Regions from separate parts of the Homo sapiens genome. Here region 2 is linked to region 1. Evidence: chromatin contacts called from ENCODE Hi-C or POLR2A ChIA-PET data. All regions are on one chromosome and are shown on one strand. Each heading gives the region's core, a stretch centred on a gene start or an enhancer-like site at or near the end of the contact. The rest is flanking DNA. Distances are from core to core; before and after follow the strand shown.

Region 1 (3,302 bases), core at 193-2,692:
TTATCCAAAGATGGGTTGGCCTTTCTCTGGACATAGTGAGCTTCCTTGGGCTAGTTCTTAAGCCTGAGACTAAAAGTTCTCACCATGAGTTATTAGGGAGGCCTGTAAAATGTAAAGGCCATGCGTTTTTTTTGCTCTGTTACCCAGGCTGGAGTGCAATGGTATGATCATGGCTCACTGCAGCCCTGAACTCCTTGGGCTCAAGCAATCCTCCTAACTCAGCCTCTGCATAGCTGTGACAACAGGTGTGTGCCACCACACCTAGCTAATTTTTAAATTTTTGTAGATACAGGGTCTCCCTATGTTGCCCAGGCTGGTCTCAAACTCCTAGGCTCACATGATCCTCCTGCCTCAGCCTCCCAAAGTGCTGGGATTACAGGTGTGAGCCACTGCACCCAGCCAAGGCCATGCACCTTTAAGTTCTTTACCTGGGCTTTACTCTAAGATGGGAGGCCTCAGAGTGAGAAAAGCTGCTAAGAAGTGGGAAGGAGCCTGTACCTCTGGTGATTAGGGATTTCTCTTTTCGTCCACCCCCATTCTCACCTCCACTGGAAGTAGACCTGTAAGAAAAATTAAAGCAGTTTAGAAAGGGTTGAAACTGTTTATTCACCCATCCCTGCCAAAATTTTCTGGAACATTCCTAGTTTCAGATGTTCCTTATATCTTAAAACAGCATAAGAACTGTTTTTTGTTTTTAAAAAAAAAATTTGTAGAGATAGAGTCTCACTGCGTTGCTCGGGCTGGTCTTGAACTCCTGGGCTCAAACCCTCCTCTTGCCTCAGCTTCCCAAAGTGCTGGGAATACAGGCATGAGTCACCATGCTTGGCAAGAACCGCTGGCTATAGACCATGACTTTTTTTTTTTTTTTTTTTTGAGACGGAGTCTCACTCTGTCACCCAGGCTGGAGTGCAGTGGCGCAATCTCAGCTCACTGCAACCTCTGCCTCCCAGGTGCAAACGATTGTCCTGCCTCAGCCTCCCTAGTAGCTGGGACTGTAGGCGTATGCCACCACCCTCAGCTGATTTTTGTATTTTTTGTAGAGATAGGGTTTCATCATGTTGGCCAGGCTGGTCTCGAACTCCTGACCTCAGGTGATCCACCCATCTCGGCCTCCCAAAGTGCTGGGATTACAGGCGTGAGCCACCACGCCCATCCTATATACCTCACCCAAGTCGTGTAAATAAAGCCTGAAACTTGGGAAGAGGAGGCTGGACTATTGAGGTCTTATTGAGGTTGCTGTGCAAATCAAGATGATCCCATTTCTAAGAAATGGCTAGTCTGGTATAGAAGCTAAGGATTTGTTTAGGAAAGCAGGAAGCTCTTGAATATGAATCCAAGCTCAGTGGAAATGGGCTGAGTTGAATTACATTTAGCAGGTGGCTGCTGCCGTTCTAGAGAGAAGAGACTTGGAGGGACCTCTGCCCTCACTACCAGGCAGACCTGGCTTGGCAGGGTGCCTTGAGCCTCACTGGAACAGCAGTTGGTTTTCCCAGAACTCACCCCAGAAGCCTGTGTCCTCTGATAGCACTGGCCAGTTAGGACAGGAGGCTTTGATTCCCAGAGAGAGCCAGCAGGACTCCACTCTCATCTATGCAAGCACAGGCTGAGGGTGGATGGCATTAAAGTGACTGCACTGCTGAGTGGGGAATAGGGGCTGGGAACTCTCCTGGAAGCTTTCATCATATTAAAAGTAGGCATTTCTTTAACTGCAAAGAGATACTTTTATATTTTGTACTCAGTGGTAAGGCAAGATTAATTGGTACCTTCCTGCTTCTGTTCATTCCTGTATTCATTTGAGTTTTTGCTTTTACATTACAGGTAAATTAAAAGATCTTGGGAACTTGGTTCTCCGACCTTTTGGGCTCTCCACGGAAAATTTCCAGATCAAACAGGATTCCTCTACCGGCTCGTACTCCATCAATTTCGTTCAAAATCCAAATAATAACAGATAACAAAGATAACAAAAGCTTTACAAGCTGACTTGGAATTGTGTGCTGCTTGCTGTTAGCTAGGGGAAAGGCCCTGCCAATGTTTAACTTTTAAAAGCATCTTATCTAAAAGAAAGGCTATCCAGTAGAGCCCAGTGCTCCCTTGTCCCTCTTTTATGATCAGGGTGAAATGTACTTCCTGATGTAATGAACCTAATTTGATTTCCATTTTAAGGTGGTGTCTGTGCAGCTGGTGTCCCCGATTCTGGCTGTCCTATGTCCAGGAAGAAGCCCATTTGTTGAGGCTGACCTTCCTGATCATACACACACACAGCCCAGCAAAAGCCTCTCCTGAACCAAACAAACCTGTTGGTTGGGAGACTGCCCAGACATGATTGATGACGGGTTCCCGCCTGCTGTCCCCTCCCTGATCACACAGCTAACGAGGCTGCCTCCAGCATTTCCTGATTTCCTCTGTGGTAATAAAAGCTTTCTGTGCTTAGGTCTGGGTTAGGTTGTGAATTTTGTCACGTAACGACAACTAAGGCAGAAGCCTTCTCTGGCTTTGGGAGCAGTGTTGGTTTCAAGCAGGGTTACTGATTCCAGATTCCACAGATCTGCCCAAAGTTTTTGTTGCCTTGAAGATTTATCTTGAAGAGTTGACCATTCTACCATGTACTAGAATTCAGAAAGTCCACCTTACAAGCTATCTTGGGCCCCTCCAGGTTTGTATAGATAATTATAAATCTGTGTTTGACCAAATGTTAATATTTTTAACTTAAAATAGCTTCATTGAGGAATGGTAGTATATGAACCCCAGAACAAAACCATATTCTTTTAAACTACATGAACCTAGAGGTGTCAAAGATAGAATTTTTTTGTGCTCATCAGTTGATGCTAGTGAGAAGCTTGCAGTTGCTCTGGTTTGAGTCTCAAAAGCTTGACATGCAAGTTTCATCTTGGATGTAAATTACACATATAATTCTGTAAGTGACATGCAGTAGTCAGTCATACTCCCAGTGTTAAGGACTATGTGGTTCTTCTCATCTGTTCCTAAAAGCTTTTTATCTTTTTTCTTCTTTTGGTCAAAGTGAACCTCAGAAGAAACTGTTAAATCTGGCATCCAATTTTCCTGAAAATGTGTGTGTGAAAAATCACACAAGTTGTATGGAAACCGTGTGGAATGCTGGATGGTCTGGTAGTCAGTGTTCGGTGCTTCCTGTGCAGCCAGCATTATGCTAGAAAGTGGTTCTCATTTTTTTTTTTTTTTTTTTGAGGGGGGTCTCGCTCTGTCACCCAGGCTGGAGTGCAGTGGCGCAATCTTGGCTCACTACAACCTCTGCCTCCCAGGCTCAAGCAATTCTCCTGCCTCAG
Region 2 (3,521 bases), core at 785-3,284, 100 kb after region 1:
TGTGGATGGAGGGAACCCCAAACCCCCTTTACATCCCCTTTTTTCTGACTCAGCCCAGCCTTGGCCAAGGGACTGGATATACCTTTCTGGGCCTAGATGAGTCCTACTGCAAACTAGCAGGCGGTTGATGAGATTGGGGTTACAAATGCAAATGCTTACACTGGGGTCATGCCAATAATAGAAACGTCTAGGAATATTCATTTCCTCTATAAACACGTAGGTTCTCTTCTGATTTCCTTGAAACATGCCACACTCTCAGTCTCGTTTCCTATTTCTGATGAATCCGTAGAGGCAGACTATCTAAAGTAATTAAAAAAAAAATGCAAGAGTGAAGGAAAATGATGGCGGGGCGTGGTGGCTCACACCTGTAATCCCAGCACTTTGGGAGGCCAAGGCAGGTGGATCACTTAAGGTCAGGAGTTTGAGACCAGCCTGGCCAACATGGTGAAACCCCATCTCTATTAAAAATACAAAAATTAGCCAGGCATGATGGCATGTACCTGTAATCCCAGATACTCAGGAGGCTGAGGCAAGAGAATCACTTGAACCTGGGAAGCCGAGGTTGCAGCAGGCTGAGATTGCCCCACTGTACTCCAGCCTGGGTGACAGAGCAAGACTGAGTCTCAAAAAAAAAAAAAAAAAAGGAGTGAAGGAAAATGACAACTGGCACTTGGTCTCAGTGGAGGGGAATAAGAGGGGCCTGCTGACTGTCTATGGGGAACATGTAGGATGCCCACTCTGTCTTTAGGGCAACTGGCACTCAGCATATGCTGATTGGTGCCATGTGGACATGGATGCCCAATGTTAGCAGATCTCACACACTTTCTAGAGAAATTGAACACATCAATTTTTATTTGAAATTTCCCGATTATTAAAACTTTGGCTCAAATTTTTCTTAAAAAGTAGGAGGGCCAAGTACAACGTATTCTGGACTGTGAGCTGCCAGCCTGCCATCTCCAGATTAGGTGGGTTTTTTGTTTGTTTGTGTTGTTTTGTTTTGTTTTTGAGACAGAGTCTCCATCTGTAGCCCAGGCTGGAGTGCAGTGGCGAGATCTAGGCTCACTGCAACCTCTGCCTCCCGGGTTCAAGCAATTCTCTGCCTCAGTCTCCCGAGTACCTGGTATTACAGGCACCTACCACCATGCCTGGCTAATTTTTTGCATTTTTAGTAGAGATGGGGTTTCACCATCTTGGCCAGGCTGGTCTTAATCTCCTGACGTCGTGGTCTACCCACCTCAGCCTCCCAAAGCGCTGGGATTACAGGTGTAAGCCACCGTGTCCGGGCTTTTTTTTTTTTCTTTTCTTTTGAGACAGGGTCTCCTCTGTCACTCAGGCTGGAGTGCACTAGTGCGATAATGACTTACTGTAGCCTCAACCTCCCAGGCTCAGGTGATCCTCCTGCCTCAGCTTCTTGAGTAGCTGGGACCACAAGTCTGTGCCACCTGGCCTGGCTAATTTTTTAAAAAATTATCTGTAGAGGCAGGGTCTCCCTATGTTGCCCAGGCATACCTTGAGCTTGTGGGCTCAAGCGATCCGCCCACCTCAGCCTCCCAAAAGGCTGGCATTACAGACGTGAGCCACTGAGCTATCCCAGATTAGGTGTTTTTAAAGCTGTCTTTCTGCTGGAATGTTCTATGGAGAGAGCAGTGAACAGGGAAGGAGGAAAAGAAGAAGGGATAGCAGGAGTCACTGGGGAATCTCTTTGAGACCCAGTTGCGGGGAGAGGAAGAAGGTCTGGCCTTTCTACTCAGTAAGGCTCTGTTTAGGTTAACCCTTCTTTTCCTCTTGCTGCTGGCTCTCACTTGGGAGAAACGTAATGGCCCAAGCCTTAAGAGTGTCTGAGCAGATCTGAACTGCATGCTCCAGTGTGTTGCTGGAGAGGCGTGGCTGTGGCTCTGGTGGAAGGTGAGAGGGGAGACCACTATCCTAGTCTAGAAGAGGCCTGAGGCCTCGGCCTCCAAGAGGACCGCTCTCTGTGCCCTGGCCTGCTGCTATCCCTGGAGGAGCCCCGGATGTCCTTCCGACTGGGCCTGTGTGTCAGGGAGAGAGAATGTAGTCTGTGGTCAGTGTGGCTGGCAGCCAGCCTGGCAGATGGCCAGAACCCAGAGCTCGCTGGGAAGGAGCATAAACAAGGCGCCTGGTGGGCAGCTGTGACCCAGAATCTTCCAGCAGAAGAGCAGTGAGGAAGGAGGGGGGAATGCCAGGGGGACCCTCGCCCCGATTCCCCAGGCTGCCCAGCACTCAGGCATCAGTCAGGGACAGCATGGGGCTCCCTGAGGCACCGGGCAAGCAGCTGCCACAGAAAGAACTGGAGGAGCCCACTTTGAAGGGGTCTCCTGAGACTCTGTGATCCCATGACTCTGTGATTCAGCTTTTCTTACACTGTAGAGTCACTCTGTACAGAGGACATCTGTGGTTTTCCCTTGCCGAGCATCCACTCTGCTCCTTCTGTTAGCAGCACCCTAGTTATCCTCCGGGAAACCACCCCGCCTCCACTCAGTCCATGCGGTTTGGGTGAGGCTGACTTTGCTTTTCCACCCTCCCAGCTTGAGGGTGGGCATGTGTGCCCGGCCTGGCCAATCAGCAGACTTCTTCTTCTGCTGGATCCAGTGAAACCCAATCCAAGGGATTTTGCTGGAACTCTTGGGAAAAGTAAAATTGACAGCAATTGGCTTGATGCATATCTGGAGGTGCTGGGGGCCATCTGGTCCTGACATGGGAGGAGCTTGCCAGAGAATGAAGCCATCACAGAGAAAGACAGCATAGAGAGGGAGGGAGAGGACAACAGATTGATTAATTGACATGTGTAAGAGACAGAAAAATAACTGAGACTTGATGAAATGGTTTGAGCTCCTAGATCCAGCTTTAAATGATGTAGTTGGTATCTAATCCCTGGACTTTTCAGTGAAGGGGTCTAGAATATGCTGCCATGGCATAAAAATTATTATGAGCAGAAGGGATTTGAGTTCCTGAAATCTTTGATCTGCCTAAAAGTAGAGCCTCCCAAAAGAACTCAATTATAAATCCCCTCCCAGAGCAATCAGGGAAGATTGACTGTTATCTCTGAAGGCTAGAAGTCACCACACCTAAACAGACTGTCACAAAATTATCATATCTCCCATCTATTCTCCTAAGGGCCCATCTCTCTTTCCTAAAAGTCACGTGTTCCTGTAAGTGCCCTTCTCCCTTTTCCTTCCTCTATTAAGATGGTATATAAACTCCCAATTCTAATGCCTTCCTGAGTCACATTTTTGTGTGAATTCCTTTAAGGATAAGATTAAATGATTAAATCCGTCTCTTCTCATGCTAATCTGTCTTTTGTCAGTTTAATTTGCAGGCCCCCAGTCATTATCCTAACAAGGTAGAGGAAAACTTTTCCCTGCCCCGTCTCCACCTGCTCATCTAAGCTTCCATGACTCCAACATTCTACACAAGTCTATGATTTACCTAAGAACTAAATTCTACTTCATTTTCTTCAAGGCAGAAAGAAGCCAGCAAAGAACCTGGGGCCCTTTAAAACC

The links. A loop is a pair of places that touch in the nucleus more often than their neighbours do. ChIA-PET counts read pairs that join two places held with the same protein, here RNA polymerase II (POLR2A).
Region 2: a map of astrocyte of the cerebellum shows a loop between it and region 1 (5-fold over the local background). The contact joins two enhancer-like sites. A Hi-C loop is called at or near these places in 1 of 168 maps with a recorded cell type or tissue (astrocyte of the cerebellum). POLR2A ChIA-PET finds 5 or more read pairs at or near these places in 8 of 52 experiments (BJ, HEK293T, OCI-LY7 and 5 more).

The regions. Positions count from the first base shown.
Region 1 is chr5:160,063,114-160,066,415 of GRCh38, forward strand. TTC1 (tetratricopeptide repeat domain 1) reads left to right here. Exons shown (of 8, transcript NM_003314.3): 8 at 1,819-2,430. The coding sequence ends at 1,952. It also overlaps a transcript of PWWP2A not described here. Among named protein-coding and RNA genes, the nearest start is that of PWWP2A, 55 kb to the right of the region's middle. Within about 2 kb of position 1,443, at least 11 of the 41 ENCODE cell types and tissues checked have a DNase peak (open chromatin) inside an H3K27ac peak, as active enhancers do; they include PC-9, where a contact is called at or near this core.
Region 2 is chr5:160,163,262-160,166,782 of GRCh38, forward strand. No RefSeq gene overlaps it. Among named protein-coding and RNA genes, the nearest start is that of FABP6-AS1, 45 kb to the right of the region's middle. RefSeq lists enhancers at 1,629-2,228, 2,481-2,775, 3,430-3,521 and a silencer at 2,481-2,775. Within about 2 kb of position 2,035, at least 32 of the 41 ENCODE cell types and tissues checked have a DNase peak (open chromatin) inside an H3K27ac peak, as active enhancers do; they include PC-9, where a contact is called at or near this core.